2 separate regions of the Mus musculus genome follow, and region 1 is linked to region 2. The links are chromatin loops, found by intact Hi-C in ENCODE. Cell type or tissue: left cerebral cortex. All regions are shown on one strand. Each heading gives the region's core, and the rest is flanking DNA. Links, peaks and the distances in the headings are about the cores only.

Region 1 (10,964 bases), core at 1,165-9,164, 85 kb after region 2:
TGTCGACGTTTCCTATTATTATTCATTCTTCTGTCCATTGCTAGAGATGTTACAAGTGTCTTCTACATGTCTCCCCACTCCCACAGGCTGAAAATAGAACCCAGCTTTAAACATAGCATTAAAAAAAGAAGCAGAGGAGAGTGCAAGGGAGAGCCTGTAGATTATAAAATTAACTTTGACCTTCCATCACTTGGACACTTTGAAAAACAATGTACTTGCAGCATAGTCAAAGCAACTTTTTGCTTGTTTGTTGTTTGTTCATTTGTTTCATAGATATATGTGAAAGGAAATTTCTTTACTTTTAAAAACTGGGCATTATATAGCACCATACTCACGGGGAATGATAAATCTCACTTGAAAAGCCATGATTTCTTTTTCAAGTTCTTATTTAGTTCTGCTTATTTATCTATTTTTGAAATGTTATGCATATGACTATTTAACCACATGAAAGTCTGTGTACATGTGTGTGCAGTGACCAAGGAGACCAGAAGAGGGCGTTGGATCCCTGGGATTGGAGTAACAGACCATTGTGAGCTGAAACATGGAGGCTGGGAGATGAATCTGGGTCATCTGGAAGATCAGCAAGCGATCTTAGTCACTGAGCCAACTCTCCAGCCCTGTCTTAATTTTATAATGAACAAATAGTCAACTCATATTTGCTAACTCTACACAGTTCAATGTTTAACTTAATGACATTTATTGGAAATTAAGCCAAAGTTATAAATTTCCTTACCAGAGAATACACTGATAAAACCCAGAACTGAAGCTTCACAGGGACTCGGGGTGCATTCACTTGGCAGTGGCTCAAGCCAGCAGCTAGTGAGGCTCCACTGCTCACATCTCTAGGTTTTGCAGTACCCTCTTCTCTCTGCAGATCAGGGCCTGGACATAGACTCTGCACTATCCTCCGCTTCAGTGATTCACTGAATAATACTTACTGAGAACCTACCATGTAGACCATACATTCAGAGCTACTTCTCTTGCTTTCACTGTTTTATTTATTTGACAAAATGATACACATATATTGTATTCATCCTCCATTACCTTATCCAATCCCTCTCTCACTCCTGCTGAAGCCCTGTCCTCCAATAGTGTTTCTCTTGCTTTCATGTCCTTGGGGGTGATTAACTCAATGAGTTTAGTAGGATTACTTCTTCATGAGCATGGAGCAAATTCTTTCCATGATGTCAGAATTTGGAAGAACACTGGGAAACAAGGAAAAAACAAAACAAAACAAAAACAAAAACAAAACAAAACAAAACAAAAACAAAAATAAAAACAAAAACCCTACTTCATTCTAAAAATTGTCTACCTGAGACTTGAGACCAGATCTTAGTTCATTCTCCATGAAAACAAGACAAAACAAAACAAAACCATACACAAACAAAATACCAAACAAAGCAAACATACAAAAACCTGTTTCTACTGCGGAGGAAAATAACTCAAGCTCATTGCTAGTTATGAGGCTTAGAGCATAAACTGCCTATGAGAGATTCCTAAGGGAAAGAGAGGCCAAGCACACTTTTTGTAAATGGCACTTTCAACTAATTGGCCAGTGGAAAGGTAGGGGGTTACTTTAAAGTGGCTTTATGTAACTAACATTTTCCAAGGTTTACTTTCACAAGAAGAAAGGAAAGTGACATTGCATGAGATTGCAGAATAAAGGACTTGTATCACTGAACCACTGTTCTTGGGAAATTAATAGACTCCCAAATCAGGCAAGATGATTAATACTGGCTTTCATCTGATCTATCAGCCACAGTGACAGGCACAGCATGCCCCTGACTTTTCCTGGCAGTACCATTTAATAAAAAAGAGAGAGCCTAAGAGAAGATGATGGAAGGGGAAAATACAGAAGCTTTCTGTATTGGGTAAGAAACTTCTTGATTGACATGCTGGGCTTCTTATGTTCGGTTCTTTATCAGCTCTTGGTAGGTGGACATTTTCTTGCTAAGACTACAGGCAAAAGGTGTTAGTTTTTTAGAGTGGAGATGACAATTTTATAAGAGAAAGTGATGGACAGTTTCATATTTCTAAAGGAAATGACATTTGCAAAGATATAAATAATGATGATAAGAGGAGAGTGGATGTGCTGATCGTGGGTGTGATTTACAATAACGTTAATGTGAAACTTTGGCTAAACTCATCCATTTCAGAAGACTGTAAGGCTGGGTAGAAGGTGGTTAAGAGGGCACTGGTTTGTGTTCTTGTTCTCTCTAGTCTCAAGGTCTGATAAGGAAGACCAGAACCTTAAAAAAAATTAACCTTCCTAGGTCCCTGTCTCTTTGATGAAGCCAAAGCCGACTTGACAGAGGTGAACGATGACTTTGTCGATGAGAAGAATGAAATCTCCAAGCCACTGTGTGGAACGCTCACACTACTATGGGAACCCACAGCTTTTGCAGAGTCAACCTGGCATCGTGCCCACCGTTTTTCTTACGACTCTTGCCCTGAGTGTTAGTTACCTTAGTTCAGAAATTGAATCCACGGTGCCTTTTCTCTCCTCAATGCTTTCCCTGATGCTGTTCCCTGGCTCCTGGCCCACTTTAGAGTTCCACTCTTGTCCTTGTCAGCATTTCCTTCTGAGCCTTATCCAAGGCTCTTGCTTCGTTTTGCTCTGAGAGGTTTCGTCAGAGACCATTGCTTCCTCTCTATCCTGTATAGCCTCCCTCTAGGGATTCCTCTGAGCACTTCAGATGGGGATGTGCTCTTGCATAGTGTGTGTGTGTGTGTGTGTGTGTGTGTGTGTAGAAATATCTTTCCCTGAGTCTGAGGTTGGATGTTCACATGTGTCCCCCAATATTTGCTCCTTGCATATATTGGAATTTCATTAAGCCTCTGCTCTGTGTCAAAGCTCACCATTCCCTGTAAACATACAGTCATTCTTCCAAAGATCTTAACATGGGAAGAACAGCCAGTGTCAAGATCATAGCATGGTAGTGCCAAGCCAAAGGCTGACTGACTAGCTTGTGTGAGAGCAGTATCATAGGATTGGCAGCTGTGCTGATTGATTTTAACTGTCAACTTGACACAACCTAAATCAGTGGGGAAGAGAGTCTTAGTGAGGAGTTATCTAGATCAATGTGACCTGTGTGGTCTGTGAAGGGGTGGATAATGGACAGCATTGATTGATTGGTAATAGAGTTAGGAAGTCCCACCCTAGATGTGGATAACACCATTTAATGAGCTGAACTCAGAACTGTTGAAGAGTAAAGACAGCTGAGCATAAGCAGAAAGATGGAGCAGATACCTTTGTCTCTTTGTACTTTCCTATGGTGTGTGGCCTGCTGCTTTAGATTCCTGCTACTATGACTCCTCTGCAATTGTGAACTGTAACCTGGAAATCTAAGACAAATAAGCCCTTCCATTTCATCAGTCTTTTATAATAGGACCTGAAGGGAAATTGGGACAGTAGATCACATGACACCCTTCATTAAGAGCCAGTTCTATGCCCTAATCTCCTGGTATTGCTCAATGTATTGGTTAATTCATGTGCTTGCTGGGACAGAGTGCCTAAGCAAAAGTCCAAAGGAAGAAGAGCTTATTTTGGTTTGTGGTGTGAGCATGGAGCCCATCATGGTGGAAAGGGCGTGGTAGCAGGGTGTGAAGCATCTGGTTACATTGGTACTATGGCTTAAAAGCAGAGAGAGTCAAATGCTGATGCTCAGATTTGTTTGTTTGTTTGTTTTGTTTTTCTTTATTTTATTTTTCTTTCTTTCTCAGTCTGGGATCCATATCCATGTGTCAGTAGTATTGACATTCAGGGTGGGATTCCTCTCTTCAGTTAAACCTCCCCAGAAAACACCCCCACAGACATGTCTAAAGGTGTGTCTCCTAGATTATAAAACCTATTAAGTTGTCAATGCAGATCAACTATCACATTTCAAAGACTTTTTACAGAGTCTCTTTGGTAGGCCAGACATTATTCTGTAGTCTATATAGCTTGATCACCAAACAAGACAGAACTGTTTTCACAGAACCTATGTCCCAGTGTGTCGCAGGTCCTTTCTTCCCACTGCAACACAAAGGACACGGACACCAAGGTGGGAGACCAAGGCAGGTTCACACAACGGCTTCTTTACTTGTGGCTTTTTTCCTTTTCTGTCCTTCTCGCAGCTTTTCTTACAAAACTCCCCTTACAACCGCTTCTCTTACTACAACTCGCTTCTACTTAGGGCAAGGGCTAAAACAACTCCTATCCTCCCGCCTACTGACCTCATCTAGCTCCACCCCACCTCATCGAATCAGAATTTACACACGCTCCAGGCACGAGCTCAGGTCGGATACCGATAGGCTGACAGGTCCAGATCACGAGGGAATGAGGGACAGTCTAGCCCGGCAGGCAGCCCACGCATGCAGCCTCACTGCGCATGCTCAGGCAAGGCAGTAACCATCTTGGCCTATGCGGGCCGCACCCGCTTCCCACACCAGTGGAAACAAAACTCCACAAGGTTTCACAGAAGTAATTGAAATAGAGAACGAAGAAGACGGTGGTGGTTTATGAGAAGAAAAATAAATCAAGGAAGGGGGACATAAACTATGAGACAGACAGTATATCACCGTATGGGGCACCAGGGCAATGTCCCTGAGTGACTTCTGCTCTGCAGGCCTTGCTCTGGGGATGCATAATCCAGGCCCCTCCCAGGAAGCCTGAGCTGGAGCAAAAAGCATAACACCAAAACAGAAGGCACTCAATGGCCTCAGATGTATTTGAAGAAAAGTATGGTTTGATTGTGTACCCCTAGTATCTGACCTTCCCTCATTTTCTCCCGTGGAAGTCCCTTCTCAGTCCAGCATCATCTTTCTTGCCTTTTAATTTCCACAAATTGACTTTCTACAAAACTTAGTATAATCAAAGATTAAGTTTCTGGAGATCTTTGACCCTAAATTGACCCAATGTCAGAATATATATATACATACATGCATATATATATATATATATATATATATATTCCCCAGGGGAACATCAATTACATTCTTCATTCTTAAAAAATTCAAACCACTCACTAGTACACATACATACATGCTATTTCTCAATCCTAGACAAAGACAAAAAACAGACTCCTTCTAAAAAAGTGATTTTTTTAACCTGCCATCTGTTATGGACCCCATGGAGAATCTTATAAAAGATATGAAAACAGATTCAGGACAAAGTGCACTTTTTCTTCCAAGGGACTATCGGTTTCACACAGTGTTGGATGCCTCCACGCCATTGAGATTTAGAATAGCTGATGTGGAAGAAAAGGTCTTCCTTTTCAGAAAGCTATTAGATCTGCCAGGATCTGTCAAACTTCAGAGTTACAGCTTTAGTGTCTCTGCTTACTATAAACATACCATGGCTTACAGTTCACGAATAAGAATCTAATCTCTCCCATCGCATCCGAACAGCCTCAAGGTAAGATCTGGTGGGGGGGGGGGGGGGGAGGGAGCTAGTAACAGTTCAGTTCATTCTAGCCTCTTTGGAGATAGCTCCATCAGACAGCTGCATGAGGTACCCTCTGGGCACAGTCTCCCTGACCCTTCCCAGCTTCTCTGTGACCCTCTCTGCTAGCAGCCCTGTCCCAGGAGAAGCACGGAGTTATGCAAACAGATTGAGCTGTCTTAGAAAGATTCTTCCCCCTTCTCAGTATCAGTGGGTGCTCTTCTGTCCTAGCATCTTTCCCGAGACTCACCTGGAATGGCCCCAGAAAGCTGTCTTTAAGCCCTGAAGCTCTGATCCAGCATGCAAGGGGGAGAGAGAGAGAGAGAGAGAGAGAGAGAGAGAGAGAGAGAGAGAGAGAGAGAGAGAGATTGAGATTTTTTTTTTCTCCTCATACCTGCTAAGCTACCAGAGCAGCTCTGTGGATTTGAGCTTAATCACTGAAGTTACCAACTCCCCTCGTCGCATTGCTACTGCTGGCTGGGAGCTGGTCCAGAAGATGCAACGATTAAAATATGTATCTATGTTTCGCCTTTTGTTTTTATATCACAAAAAGAGAGGTGCTGTTACTCTAATTTTAATAAGTCTCAGAATGCTTCTCCCACTCTTTTCCTGTTCCCACACATTCTCCTCTCTAACTGCATCGGCGTGTGAACTTAGTGTTCTCACTGAAGGAGCTGAAATGGCAATGTGTTTAGGATGGCTGAAGACAGAGCTGCTTTGACAGAGCAACTGAGTCCTTATCTGGTGCTTGACACGTTTGCAATCCGTTACACTGGGGTGTGTTGGAGGGGCGGGTTTTGTTGCTTTGGTTATGCTAAATCTATCTCTAGGAGTGAACTGATTTATCATCTGGAAAGTGTGGCAGCCCGAAGAACAGCATATGGGTTCCTAAATGCAAAGTCCTCCTCTCTGTTGACTGAGAACTAGAGCCCAGCCTTCTTGAGAAGTACTTAGTAAGAAAAGAGAAAGGAGACAGACCCGTGAGAAAGAAAGCTCCCGTTTCTCTGATAGTCTGCAACTCTATAGAGGTTTTCTCATCCTCGGTGAGGACAACCTCACTCAGAAAAACTCACCGCCATAGGAAACCACTGTGGCTGCAGAGTCTAGGAAAGGACGTTGTTAGACTCTTTACTGGACAAATGAACGTACTGTGTTTGCATGGTTGCTCCACACTTCTGCAAGGTGTGGCACAGATATGCCTAAGGTAGTATCTATGCAAGGATAGATCACAGATCAAGGGCTCAGTCCTGTCCTGCAGAAGGAGCATGCTCGTGTAGTTATCTCTTGCAGGGCAACATGTGAAAATACATTCACTGTGGCTGTTAGCAAAAGTCCTTGACATCAGGTGGAAAGTGGCCAGCTTGTGACCAAACACCTTACAATACAATACATAGACCCAGTTCCCAAGCTCAAAATGGCAAGAGTGTCACATTTGGAAATCTGCTACTGCAGAGAACTAGAGGTTGGAGATTTGAGAGACAGGGAAAGAAGGTACAGCCTGTGCCTGGATAGATGCAGAAATTCGGTCTTTTCCATCAAAACTTACAGATTCTCCTGATCTAAGAATAAGACCAGGATAGTTCTGGCTGGATATTTCACGAAAGAATCTGACAATAGTATTGATTTGCTGATAAAAAAGAAATACACTCTCTCATGTATGCTGGTAGTTAGTGACCACCCCCCCCCCCTTCTTCCTGGGGAGTCTTTGATGTTGTCTCTGGAAATGCATGGCATCAAAAGGCAAAGCAAATAGACTTAGGTCCCTCTGAGCTCCAACAGTGTGGAACTGTAAACTAATAAAATTCCAGTCCTTTGTGCCCTGGACAACATTGGGTTTTGTTTTGTTTTGGTGGTTTTGTTTGTTTGTTTGTTTGTTTTGTTGTTTTGTTTTGGTGGGTTTTTTTGTTTTTTGTTGTCGTTTGTTTGTTTGTTTGTTTGTTTGTTTTTGACAAAGTTACAGTTTATTTTCTGGGCAGAACACATTGTGAGCAGCTGTCGGCTTAAGAGGAAAGAATCATGCCCTGCCCCTCCGGACCACAGCACTGGGTCTGAAAACGCCCTAGGAAGGGTTTCATAGTAATTGTTCTTCAAAAAGAGCCTGAGATCCATGAAAGGCCCTGTCTCTCCTCACTCCCTGGGCAGCATCCCCAGCACTGGAGCCTGTGAGTATACTTTGAGTTCCCCTGCCTTCCCTGTTTCCTGCTTTCTCCATCCTCACATGCAGGACCATTAAGGAGTGTCCCACTTCCCCTTTTGTACCCCAGTAACCTCTGAAAGTAGAGATGGATTCCTACATTTCTAAGCTTCCTTCCTTCTTCTGCTAGCACGTCTGGAATTTTGTTGACTGATCACTTGCTTGTCCTTTGCCTGAGGTACTCAGAGGTCCTGGGCATGGATTCTGGCAGCACAGCGGGCTGCTCTGTGGGTGACAGGCACGATGGACCACCTGGGACATCTGCTTTCCTCTCATCTCATTCCTACCTTGCAGTCTTGCCCTATATTCCTCAAGATTACATAAGAAGGTCTTTAATGGGCTGACTCTGAGAGAGGACCCAGTGATAGCAGGAGAGACTTTAGTCGGTGCTGTACTTAGAGGGTAAGTCCGCAGAAACCGAGGCTATTTCTAAAACGGTTCGCAAAAGTAGCTTAAAAAATAATGGAGATTCTAAAACGAGATCATTTCCTGATGAAAACTCTAGAGCTTGTTCAATTTTTAATTCTTTTTGAAATCAGCATGGTTTCCCTACTTCCTATAAAGGTATTTAGAGAAAAAGAAGTCCTTGATTTTGCCCTTTGGATACATTTCTATGAGTGTGGTTCCCACTTTAAATTCCAATAACTATTTTGAGGAATTGGATATTTGTTTAAAAACAAATGCATAGCAACAAATATTTATTTATCATTTAAATGTTGTCACAGTATAAAGCCATGAACATATCCTTGTCATTATTGAAATTGCTTGAGTTTTAATTAAGGATTAAGGCAATTCATGTTTGTTTTGCTCTAAGTTGAGACAAGCTCTCACTCTGTAGCCCAAGCTAGCCTCAAACTCATGACGACCCTACTATTTCAGCTTTCTGAGTGCTAGGATTATAGCCTCTGTGCCCTAGCACTTGGAAATTTGAACTATAATACCATCTAAAACGGAGAGGTCATATTTCTATAGATTTTTTTTTAAATCTCAGAAGCTTGCAACATGGTTGGAGGGGTGGACAGATAACTCAGTGGTAAAAGTCTTGTGACTTCAAAGATAAAATGTCCATGTCTGTTTGTCAGCAATGACTTACAATGATACAAAACAGAGATCAATAACACAAAAGTAACCTGCATTAAAATGTAAGAGTGCTGAAAAAATGTGCCTGCCCAGAGAAATACTCAAGAGCTTCTAACTCTACCACACTAAAATCATACTATACCATAGACATACTCTACCTGGGAATATAATCAGGAAAGTCATTAGGAATCCTTTCACAGTTTCTCCTTTATTGATTGATTGATTTACTTATTGTATTCACTATGCTTACTCTTCCTTCCCAGAGCTCATATTTAACGGGCTGCTCATATTGGAACTTGTGACTATCTATCTGCATTTGGAAGTTGGGGATTGACCTACATGATTGCATTGGATGACAAACACCCAAACACATGGTCATCAGTACCACTTAGCTGACATTTTCATTATTCAGCTGGACTCTAATAAAGTCACTCCTGGTAAATTACATCATCAGAAGATAAGTGGTTTGAACTTCAGCAGCCACATTCCCATAAGAACTAACATCTTTAAGCTGTGCCCAATGAAGCAAAGGTACTTTCCCTATAGCAATGTGCAACACAGAGTCTGCCCTTATCCTCTGAGCCATTTCTCTTTCCCCGATTTTAAATTCTCTAATAATCACATTTAAAAAGCTAGATAAGTAGGGAGGAGCCATGGTCAGGATGTAAATAAATAAATAAACAAATAAATAAATAGATAGATAGATAAATAAATAAGTTTTAAAAAGCTAAATGAGTAGGTGAAGTTAATGCCAGAATATAAGAGTTGGTTTTCATACTAAGCCTTTAAAATCAAACACGTGCTTTACACATGGAGTCATTCTGAATTTCTAGCACGTAGCGTTAACAGGCCAGAAGTTACTAGACTAACAGTACAACTTCAAGTTAGCAATGTGAGCTACAACTGTTTTTATTGCTAAAGGGATAAACAGCCCAAGGAAGGGTAGCAAAACTCAACCCCCCCACCCACCGCAAAAAAAAAAAACAAAAAAAACAAAAAAAACAACCTCACGGATTCAGACAGTGGAATTTAGATAGCTTTAACTGGTGATATTGGTAATATTTTTAGAAGGTAAAAGTGAATTGTGTTGTATGTATGGAAGGAGACACATGCAATAAAAATGATCTGGAACTACATGCAATAATAAGGATTAAGGTCTGTTCTAGTTTCTTTTTTTTTTTTTTTTTTTTTTTATGGCTGTGATGCAATACTCTGATTATAAGCAACCTGGTGAAGAACAGGTTCATTTGGCTTACAGTTCCTAGTTGAAGTCCATTGCTTCGGGGAGTTCAAGGCACAGTCAGGAGCAGAAAGAATTACCTTTCTTTAAACATGTGGATACTAGACTGCCTGCTCACTCTCATCTGTCTTTCCCCTGCATATGTAGTTCAGACCCAACTGCTTAGGGAAAGGTTACCCACAGTGGGCAGGGTGTTCTACATCAATTAACATTAAGATGATCTTTAAAAATATGTCCGCAGACCAACCTGATATGAATAATTCCTCATTAATGTTCAATCTCAATTAATATTGGGTTCGAGTTGTGCAGCCTTCACTGACAAAACTCACCAGCACAAACTTCTAGATATAGTAGTATAGATTGAGAGAAACAAAATATAAAGAATTACATATTTCATACATCTGAATACATATGAACTTCAACACACACACGCAAAGACACAAAAACCACTCGAAGAATAGAATCAACATAGCAAGAAAGAATAATCTAATCTATTCAATACAGTGAGCCAGTGATTAGAAAGAAATGCAAGAAGATTCTGAGAGCTGGTCATGTTTTATTTCCTGAACTGGATACAGTTTGTTTCTGAAAATGTATTGATGTATACAAAAAAAAAAACATTATATATGTTGTGCTTCTATACTATGAACAGTCTAGTAGTATTCTGTTGTGGATTTCTCTTCTGTGGGTTTACAAATTGAAGGAACATGGAGACTTATCGTGTCTATGAAGAATACTCAGACTTCTTGACTTGAGTTTTCTCAATAAACACTGCAACCCTGAATTAGAGTGTTCAACTGAACATAAGCCAAAGACTCTCAGGACTCAAAGGGAGGGATCTTAGATGAAATGCCCAAAAGTAGGGAGAGGGAACTTGTAGAGTCCACTTCCAGTAGAAAGACAGGGCATCAAGTGGAGGGATGGGGTTGCCATCCCACAGTCAAAAACTCTGACCCAGAATCGTTCCTATCTAAAAGAACTGCAGAGACAAAAATGGAGACAAGACTGAAGGAAAGGCAGTCCAGAGA
Region 2 (10,964 bases), core at 1,236-9,235:
CTGGCTTTGGAAGAGGCCACTAGAGAAAGGTGAAAAATATTTCCTGGGGATGAAGAGATCTAAATGACTTTGAAGATAAAACTGCAGAGCACCTGTAATTTAAGAATGAAAAAGAAGAGAGGAGGAAGAGTTCTCAGAGGAAAGACACAGGGAAGGAGGTGGTTGGACATTTTCAAGGGGGATGAAAAGGATGAAAGATGCAGGATTGGGGGTCTGTTAGGAAAAGTTGGAGGAAGGTAGGAAGGGGAGATCTTATATGGAAGGTTTCTGTTTCCTGTCACAGTCTAAAACAACTTAGTGAAGATGAGTTCTACACACAGGTCAACTACTGAAGGCAAAGCAAGTGGGGATAGACAAAACTCCCTTGTTGAGGTTTGATCTTTTGCTATGTATTGTAATGCTAACTACTGGCCCCCAAGGCTTGGTTGCTCCCAGGGAGGAGAGAATCCACAGGTAGACCCAAGTGGTGCTAGGTAACCTTGCCCCCCCCCCCATTTCTGGTTGATGAATAAAGATGCCTGCGGCCTATAGCTGGACAGAAGATAGTTGGGGGAGGGGTGAGTTCTTGGGCTTGGGATTGGAGGCTAAGGACCATGACAAGGAGGAGGAGAGAAAGAGAAGGTGGAGCGGAAGGTGAGGAGAGGAGGAAGCTGCCATGTGAATTAAGAAAACATGGCCAACTGGAGTTAAGAACAGTCTAGATGGAACATGGCAAGTAAGAACTCAGGGTTATTGAAAGGGAAGTAGATTCTAATAGTTTAGAGGGTAGATATCTTCCCTGCTGTAGTGCTGATTAAGGCTTATTATAAATATCAAAGTTGTGTGTCTTCTATCTGAGAACTGAATGACTAAGGCAGGGTAGAAACTCCAGATTGAGACTAAATATTTTCTGCAACACTCCCCGAATGACTGTGGTGGCAAAAAGTCACACGGTCACCACCATCTTCCTCAATGATGATGGCTCTGACATGTGTAATATAAGTTACTACAGATTGACTATGAAATATCTCTGGTTAGGCTCATGTTTGAATGCTTGTCCCCAGCACTGGGTGGGAGATTGTAGAACTTGCAGAAGGTGGAGACTTGCTAGAGAAAGTTTGTCACTGGGGGTGTGGACTTTGAGGCTTTGTGTCCTGGTCTCTGTTTTCAGAGAAAGCCGAGCATACTTCACACTCCTGTGCCACACCTTTCCCACTATGCTGGGAATGTCTCATACTTCAAGGCAAAATGAACCCTTTCTCTACAAAACTACCTTCTCCTGCGAGTGGCTTCGAACAAGGAAAGAGTCAGCACTCAGGTGATTTCCTCTAAACCTGCTTCCCACCTTAATTTGTAAAATAAAGGAGAGTTGATGATTGGGCAGATAAAAGGGAAGGTGGAACAGAAGGTGGAAGAGAAAAAGGAGAAAATGGAAGAGGGAGACACAGAGGTGGAGGAGGAGGAGGAGGAGGAGGAAGAAGAGGAAGAGGAAGAGGAAGGAGAAGGAAGAAGAAGAAGAAGAGGAGGAGGAGGAGGAGGAGGAGGAGGAGGAGGAGGAGGAGGAGGAGGAGGAGAAGGAGAAGGAGAAGGAGAAGAAGAAGAAGAAGAAGAAGAAGAAGAAGAAGAAGAAGAAGAAGAAGAAGAAGAAGAAGAAGAAGAAGAAGAAGAAGAAGAAGAAAAGAAGAAGAAGAAGAAGAAGAAAAGAAGAAGAAGAAGAAGAAGAAGAAGAAGAAGAAGAAGAAGAAGAAGAAGAAGAAGAAGAAGAAGAAGAAGAAGAAGAAGAAGAAGAAGAAGAAGAAGAAAAGAAGAAGAAGAAAAGAAGAAGAAAAGAAGAAGAAGAAGAAGAAGAAGAAGAAGAAGAAGAAGAAGAAGAAGAAGAAGAAGAAGAAAAGAAGAAGAAGAAGAAGAAGAAGAAGAAGAAGAAGAAGAAGAAGAAGAAGAAGAAGAAGAAGAAGAAGAAGAAGAAGAAGAAGAAGAAGAAAAAAAGTGGAACAGAAGCAGATGGCCTGGAGAAACCTCAAGTTCTAAGGGGTCTCAGAGATGTGGAAGATGGTAGTGTAGGGCAGATCTGCCCAATCTAGGCACACAGCATGTATTCATATTAACTGAGTTGTGTTTTCATTGCCGGGGCCTATTTGGGTTGGAGATTTACCGCAACATAAACTAATACACAGGGGATTATAAATCTTGTATAAGCAAATAGCTATCCTTGTTTCCTTCAAGATCATAAAGTATAAATAACATCTCTATATTTAAAGGTCTAGAAGGGAATCTCAGTTTCATTCGCTTCCTTTGTTTCTAGGGTTAAGCAATCTTAATAGCATTGCTAGGGCTGTTGCTGTGAGTTGTCTCTGTGCAGTGCTTTGCAATAATGAAGCAGCAGTGCTCTTGCTCTGTTTTGGCAAACTTTAATCAAGGATACGTGTTTTACTTGTAGTATTATATGTATGATTGAGCTAGCATTACATTCTTATTTGGAATAATTGTATTTCAGCTTCAGGAGGAATCCCTAATCTAGCTAACATTCTGCGACCTTCACTGTGTCTGGAAGTTGGTCAACAGCTATGTAGCGAGCAAGAAGCACGGCTAGGCATGAAGGAAGTTTTTGCATTTCAACTGAAGAACAGATGGCTATAGACAATACCAATTCATTTCCTTTGTTTCCCATTGAGACAGAAACTATGGAAGGTTAATTTGGTTGCCCTTGCTGAGAATGTGAAGAAATACATTCACCCAAAACAATTAAATCTGGAGAAAAGTTGGAGCAATTATCTGAACAACCATTGGCCACCTAGGAATTGCATGTATTTTAAAAATTAAATTAATGGGGCTGGAGAGATGGCTCAGTTGTTAAGAGCACCGACTGCTCTTCCAGAGGTCCTGAGTTCAATGCTCAAGCAACCACATGGTGGCTCACAACCATCTGAAATGAGATCCAATGCCCTCTCTGATGTGTCTGAAGACAGAGACAGTGTATTCACATGCACAAAATAAATAAAATCATTTTATAAAGAGATTACCAAAGCAAAGGGGAGGGGGTAGGAGGGGGATGGTTGGGGGATTGTGGATGGGTAATTGGGAAGAGGGATATCATTTGAAAAGTTAAATGGATAAAATAATTTAAATTTTTTATTCTAAAAATAAGAGATTACATTTATTTTTAAAAAATTAATTAATATTTTTATACATGCTAGTGCTAGGCAAGTGTTCTACCAGAGTGCTATGTCCCGGACACTTAGATTGTTTTTACTTTAAGTTATTCATTCCTGGGAAGGTATACAAGTTGGCTCCATCCCAAAGAAGTGGAAAACAAGATGTCTTTATCAGTCAAAGCTTTGCAAATCACTCTAATTTAGCGTGTGTTCTACAGCCAATCAATGAACCTCTTCAAGCACAAAGCCTACCCCAGTCATTCTCCAGGCTGCTACTTTATCTAAAAAGGTGCAAATGGCATGAATTGTAGTCACTCCAAGAAATAAGGAGGACTGTGTTTTGCAAAAGACTTTGCCAACTTGGGGTTTTAAATTTGCACCTCCAGAGAGGACTTAAATAAGATGCTCTGATGGCTCACAGAGGACTTGAACTTTCATCTTTGAAAAGGTTTCCTAATCTCCCCTGGATCCTCAATGAGGGCACTCTCCCCCTGGGGCATCATGAGTGTTTTATCTGAGGATTGTTTCATATTACTGAAGATGTCATTCCCTACTCGCTGTAGGTTTCCCTCCTCCTTTGTGCACATGCATAGCAATGAGCCCCTCACATTGGGAGCCACTGCCCACCCCAGCCCACCAGCAGCACCACCAGTGAACACACTGTGCCAAGGAGAGCCTCTGAACAATTAGGGTGAGCCCCAACCCCTGAGCTGAGCTTCTGCTTGCTCCCTGTCTTGTGAGGAAGGGGAACAACTTGCCTCCTTAAAGAATCAGATAGTGGCTAGGATGGCTTTGGAGCAGGCTGAGTAGTTGGAGAGCCTCTCATTTAGCCAAAATGCAAATTACAATGTTCCCCCAAAAGACTTTAATCTGGGCAAAGAACTGATCAAGAAAATGGGAGAGGGGGAAGTGTAAATAAAACAGGGGATTCTGTTGCTTTAAAACTCCACCCCTTGTAAACTGCTGGAGCTGAGCAGAGAAGGGAAAGCTTGGAGCCCAAAGGGCAACTTTGCCGATGCAATGGCAGAGATCAACGTATTCCATCCCAGCATTTCAGGAAAACTGAAGGCAGTAAAGTACAATTTCTTCATAGAACTCTGGTAAGTTCTAAGAATCACAGGTAATACGTGTGAAATGACTGGAGCATCTATCTGTTACATATATTCCTGGTCTGTACAATTTTCATGGGTGTCTCACCTAAAATTATCTATCACTCCCTGGACCCACGTTATCTGGACGCAATTCCAGAGATAATATTTTATCCATAAATCTTTCAGTATGCCTCTAAAGCATGTGGATTTTTCCAACATGGTATAATGAGGCGATGCTGTCACACACTTTGAAGGGAAGTAATAACTCCTTAATATCATCAGATATGCAGTCAGTGTTCGTCCCCCAGCTGTTGTAGGCATACATTTTCCTAGATATTTGTCCACTTGACATATGAATAAAGTCTAAGTCAGTTGATATCTCTGAGACTATTTTAGTCTATAATTGCTCCTCACCTTTTCCCCTCTCTCCGTTTACTTGTGGGTGAGGCAGCTTGTTGGTACTTCAGAGCTCCCCGGGGCTGGGTTGTGCTGATTGCAGCCCCATGGTGCCTTCTAACGCCCTGCTTTGTTTTCCTTTTCTCTCTGAAAACTGGCAGGCAGATCAAGGCTTTGTCACACTGTTGTCACACTGGGATGTAATTTTCCACACTGATTGATCGCAGGGAGGCACACGAAGACTTTTGTCTCTCTTTTCATGACAATATACTTGATGGTCATTACCAGAAGCCATTATTGCAAAATGGTAATATTCTAATTCTGTCATTCACTCTTCATTGACTAGGGAGAAGATGCCTACAAGGAGAGAAAACCACCTCACCAAGTCTTAGTGATCCTGGGGTACAGGTCCTGTGTGAAAGACGATAAAATGGCGGTTTCCCCTTTAGTTATTACCAAATGCTGAGAAGATTCTTTTGAAAACTAGTGGCCACTCATGTATTCATCTTTTAGTGTCATTAAAAATGAGGATTTTTTGCTGGGCGGTGGTGGCACATGCCTTTAATCGTAGCACTTGGGAGGCAGAGGCAGGCGCATTTCTGAGTTCGAGGCCAGCCTGGTCTACAGAGTGAGTTCCAGGACAGCCGGGGCTACACACACACACACACACACACACACACACACACACACACACACACAAAACCTGTCTTGAAAAATAATAATAATAATAAATAAAAATGAGGATTTTTAGCACATCTTATTACTTTTGTCTTTGATTTATAATTAATTAATGTCCAATTTGCAGTATCTTTCAGTCTGAATAACATACCTAGATCTTGTCTCCCAAAATACCAATTAAGTAATTAAACTAGTTATTTCTGTTAAACTCCCAAATTTTCCCATATTGATATGTAAACAGTTCTAAACTGCATGCAAATTTCCTTTCTTCTTTTCTTTTAAGCAGTGCCTATCTTTTTAAACGTTTGTAATAGGAACTTTATGTGGAAGTAGCTTGGATTCAGAAGAGCCAAAGAGAAATGTGAGCTAAGGGCTGAGCAGCTGTATCACTTCACTGTGTGGATCTTGTGTTTGCTCATCCTCGAGAGGAAATGATCCTGACACGGCGTTGTGCTATGTGAAACTGGAATAACTATCCAAAAGCAGTGTGGGAACCCCAAAGGGCTCTGCAAATGTAAAGCATAATATTCATGGAATTAAATATCTGGTTTGCTAAAATCCAATCTTAAAGCTTTAATTTGTTAGTTTAAAATGGAGGCACCACGATCGTGAACAAGAACTCTGCAATTATTGGAGCTGTGGTTGGAACCCGTTTGCCTGAAGAGAACTCAGTTATAAATATCTGTCTTTGGACTTGACATTCAATTCTGAGATGAATCAAACATGTTTCAGAATTTTAATCTGACATCCAAGAGCTAAAACTCTGAAAGCAGATAAAGCATTTTCTGAGAAAAAAAGCAACTTGTTAATCTCAAGTGCCTTTTTAATTCCAGCAGTGATTATTCAATGTAGAAAATACAACTTCAGATAGAAACTCATTTCTGAAAATTTATCTCCAATGCTTATGCATAATCTAAGTTAGAGAAGAAATGCGTCTATATTTTATAAGAAAAATAAAGCTAACATTCATCTTTTTTTCTTATAAAACTTTTTAAGCAATCATAAACCACAAAGAAATGATGTATCGCCCAAGCTCCAATGTGGAAGACTAAATAAAGCACTAAAGCAAGAGGATAAATACGAGGCTTGCAGCACCACATGGAAAGGTGTCAGCTCTCAGCCATTCAAACTATCCACTCCTTCCAATAAACTCCAAGTGTGACTTCTACTCATAACCAACGGTGTAATGTGTAAATGTGCCTGATTGCTTTTAACCAGAGATCTGTCTGAAGGATTAAACTTTAAACGGCCATACCTAAGCTTATAAGCAAACGTCAAAACCAAGACTACATATAGCTCAAATTTCGCACTTATCTGTCATGTGTGTTTCCATCTAAATCCCGCGTGCTGTTAGCACTAACATCTCTAACCAACCAGCCGTGTCCTCTCCTATCACTGGGCTGGAAGAAGAGCAGAATTTGGCTATGAATTGTTTCAAATGCACACAAAGACAGGGGAGGCACTGGTATCTGGTACCAGACTCAACACCAGGCACCGGTCCTGTTTACACTGCCTTGCCTCCACAGAAGCCCTTCAGAGCTGACCACAGATTTGAGGCGGAGTTCCACATAGAGCTGAGACATGCTCTTACATGACCAAGGTTGCTACTTTCACCTAACAACCACCGGTTCGGTGCTTTCCTTTCTTACCTAGTGCATAGTGAAGGTTCTCAGGTCCTTCAAAAATCACTGTGGATTCAAACTAGCATCCCAACGGCACACGTTTCTTTCGCAGGAAATCCCTCCTTTTCTTTTAAAATGTATATCTTCAGACCCTAATTTTTTTTTTGCTATTTACTGTTGTTTTTAATTTTTATTAGATATTTTCTTCATTTACGTTTCAAATGCTATCCCAAAAGTCCCCTATACCCTCATCCCCGCCCTGCTCCCCAACCCACCCACTCTGGCTTCCTGGCTCTGGCGTTCCCCTGTACCTGGGGCATATAATCTTTGCAAGACCAAGGGCCTCTCCTCCCAATGATGGCCGACTAGGCCATCTTCTGCTACATATGCAGTTAGAGACACGAGCTCTGGGGGGTACTGGTTAGTTCATATTGCTGTTCCACCTATAGGATTACAGACCCCTTCAGCTCCTTTGGTACTTTCTCCAGCTCTTCCACTGGGGCCCTCTGACCCTAATTTTTACTAGGGGTTTTTGTGCTTATCATCTGGCTTAATCTCAGAATATTTTCAAATATTCCCAATGCCTTGACCTTCTGAGCCATCTCAAGGTCCCTAAGAATACCTTTAGTGTGCTAGAATCGTAGTGATTGGAACAGGAGCATTCTCCTGCAGAGCATGGAACTGCTGCTCAGAAGCTGTTCTGTTAACCTGGACCAGAGACAGTGTCAGGAATTAAAATGGCTCCATTACACTCTCCCACCTCAATATGTACTCCCAAAGACAATCTGATCAGCGGGCATATTTGTTGACAAATATTCCCTCCCCTAGCAAAGCTCCTAACTCCCTTCTTTGCACAAGAGACCAGGTCACATTTTTAGAATATCACTTCTGGCATTTGCACCACTACATGGTAAATCCCAACAGGACAGAAATTGTGCTTTATTGAATTTTGCATCTCTAGAGTGTAGCACAATGGCATATTTAAAAAACCCTGGGAGGAAAGTGCAGCAAAATGAATGGCTCACACATCCCACAGTGAGAGCAGGACTCAGGAGGCAGGGATGTCATTATTCCCCCCCAGAGAAGTCTTCCAATACATCTGTAGTGAAATCTCAGCACCATAGAACAAGAGGGATGGAAAGTGGTGAGACGCAAAATTATAGAGCATCTGAAGGAAAGAGAGGGAAAGGTCACGGGAGGGGAGAATCTGGGGGAAGAAATCATATACTTTCAAGTAAGAAATTGCTCTGACATACTGAAATGCAAAGGAAACCAAATTGTAGTTAATAAGAGGCCTTGGGCCCATCATTCTGTCTTTGCATGGGGAAAAAAATCTCGGGCTGATTGGCAGTTAAGACATTTTTCAGTATTGTCGGGACTGAGATTACCCAATTCAATCCATGTTTAACCGTCTTCATTGTGCAGAACGCTGAAATCACATACACTTCAGCTTAAGCTCCGCTCTTCTTCTTCTAGCGTGAGAGGTGAGCAGCTGGCTGCCATACTGAGCAGAGACCCTGCGAACACACACTGCTCATCCCAACCTTTAAAATATGCAGCCCTCTTCACACCCTTCTCTTTTGCATCCCGTTGGGAATGTTCCATTATGTAATTGAAATCATCTCTGCCGCCACCCCCAGCCCCCACCCGACACATTCCTTAACGTCACCCCTCCAAGCCCCTTCTGCTGCTGAGTTGCTCTTGTTTCACTGACAACATCAACCGCGTCCCCACTCTGAAATTCACATCCTGTTTTTACGTCGTCATAAGAGAAAGGCTTATTTTAGATAATAATTTACCTTACATTTCATTCCTTGTTTTGAAGTGCCCCGTGATAAAATTAAAACAGTCTCAATCAGAATCAAGCGACCAACTTTTTTAAACAGCCTCCATCTGTCTTGGGAAAATCTGCCTTGCTAGAGATGTGTAGATGAATTTTAGCACAAATTAAACCTTACAAAAATCACTCCTAAAGTATTTTCTATGAGTGGTCCATGCTCTGCCCTTACATCACCCTCTGATCATGAAAAACAGCACAGCCATTTTGAAGCTGAATGCCCTCAATGCGAACAGTCCTTCTCATACACTGCAAATCTGTAGACCAGGTCCTGAAGGCAAAGTGACTGGGCTCAGGGAAGGCGTCTGGTAAGTGTTCCCCATGAAGTTCCGCTGTCTGTTTTAAGGTTTGCTATTCTGCTGCCCTTCACTGCCAACCAAACGCCTTAGCAGACAAACCTCTGGATCATGGGGCTAAACACTTCTAGCCTTAGAAACCAACACCAAATAAGAACCCACAGCTAACCCTTAATTACAGAGTCCTACTCATGAGCATTTTACAACAGTGACGCAATTAATTTAATTTTGGAATGCTCTATCGAGAGGAATGCTTTTATTGTCCATGTGTCACAGATGAAGAAACAGACGCCCAAAAGGTTTCAACAATTCGCCTCAAGTCACGCACGATTTGTTCAATTCGGAATCTAGTTTTCACGGCAAGCTGGTAATGGCGTGTCGTAAATGACCCAAGATGTACAACTTTACGCCACAAGTTGCTCATCTGCTAAAGTAAAACTACTCTTTATGAGTTTTAGACTAATTATATTTATCTTATATGTAAGAGTCTGCGCACATGTATGTCTGTGTACCACATGGATCAAGTGTTCACAGAGGCAAGAAGACGGTATTGGATCCCCTAGGATTACAGTTACAGACAGTTGTGAGAATTGTCACCCTGTCAGTATTGAGAATTGACCCTAAGTTCTCTGGAAGAGAGTCAGTGGTCTTCACGTTGGGTCATATGCCCAAGCCCCAAGACATTCTTAATAAATATGAACATAGCCCAAAAGTAGTGTTATCTCAGTTAACAACAACTAGAAAAGATAACATGGCTTGAGATGGAGTAGTATCATTCCTGAGAAATGATAAGCGGTTGAGAGTATTTTTATGTGTACTTGAGTATATTTACCTGACGTTTAAACAAAGATTTCTTTTTAAAAACTGTACAATTATTAGATGTTAATATAAAATTGTTTTTAATTCAAAAACTTTTCACACAAATGCTTTTTCTAAATAATAGACTATGTCATCGGTCTCACATATTGAGAGTTGTAGGCTCCTTGAGATTTTATACAGTATCATTATGAAACCACAACCAATACACAGGTTCAAATTCCCAATATGCAGAACAATAGATCAGGAAGTTATCAGCCTTTCATTTACTGAATACAAAGTCTCAGACTGGATCCTATAAAAAACCAAGAAAAGAAAGTCCTTGTAAAAAGAGGTTGGCCTCTATTGTCAAAAGAAAAAAAGAAAAAGAAAAAGAAAAAGAAAAAGAAAAAGAAAAAGCGGTATCGGGGCATTTAATAAGAACTAAACATCTTTCTGGAGCCTGAAATGGCCATCTCCTGTAACCAGGTGAGACTTCCAATGGAGGGACTGGGATACTAACCCAGCCATTAATCCTTTGACCTACAATATATCTTGCATACAAGATGTGCAGGGGTAAAGATAAAGTAGAAACTGAGGGGATGGTCAACCAATGACTAGCCCAGCTTGAGACCCATGAGAGGGGGCACACACCTCACCCTGTTAATGATATTCTGCTATTCTTGGAGACAAGAACCTAGCGTAATTATCATCATAGAGGTTTCACCCAGCAACTGATGGAAACAGATGCAGAGACCCACAGCCAAATATTAGGAAAAGGTTGGGGAATCCTGCAGAAATGGAAGAAGAATGATCGATGGAGCCAGGGCGGGTCAAGACACCACAAAGATAACCTAAAGAGTCAACTAACCTGGGCCTATAGGGACTCATGGAGACTGAACGTTCCAACCAGAGAGTACACGTGGGACTGACCTAGGCCCTCTGTCCATATGTATCAACGGTACAGCTTGATCTTCTTGTGGAACTCTAACAGCGGGCACAGAGGTTGTCTCTGACTCTGTTGCCTACCTTTGGATCCCTTTCCCCTAAGTGTGCTGCCTCATCTAGCCTCAATAGAAGATGACCTCCCTAGTCTTACGGCAACTTGATATGCCAAA

What was found. A loop is a pair of places that touch in the nucleus more often than their neighbours do. Peaks named below come from ENCODE experiments on the same cell type or tissue, not always from the same donor. Only the 100,000 strongest peaks of a DNase experiment are listed, where the experiment ranks them.
Region 1: a loop joins it to region 2, with 2.9 times the contacts of the local background. A loop is called at or near these places in 2 of 42 quality-filtered maps.

Annotation. Positions count from the first base shown.
Region 1 is chr2:77,835,466-77,846,429 of GRCm38, forward strand. No RefSeq gene overlaps it. Among named protein-coding and RNA genes, the nearest start is that of Zfp385b, 24 kb to the left of the region's middle. In left cerebral cortex, for the core only: no CTCF peak of the experiment used is centred there; DNase peaks (open chromatin) are centred at 2,530, 4,216 and 6,128; H3K27ac peaks cover 1,099 bases.
Region 2 is chr2:77,750,094-77,761,057 of GRCm38, forward strand. The region is part of intron 1 of Zfp385b (zinc finger protein 385B); the gene reads right to left. Among named protein-coding and RNA genes, the nearest start is that of Gm35431, 9.7 kb to the right of the region's middle. In left cerebral cortex, for the core only: no CTCF peak of the experiment used is centred there; DNase peaks (open chromatin) are centred at 5,821, 6,605, 8,533, 8,740 and 1 more place; H3K27ac peaks cover 2,671 bases.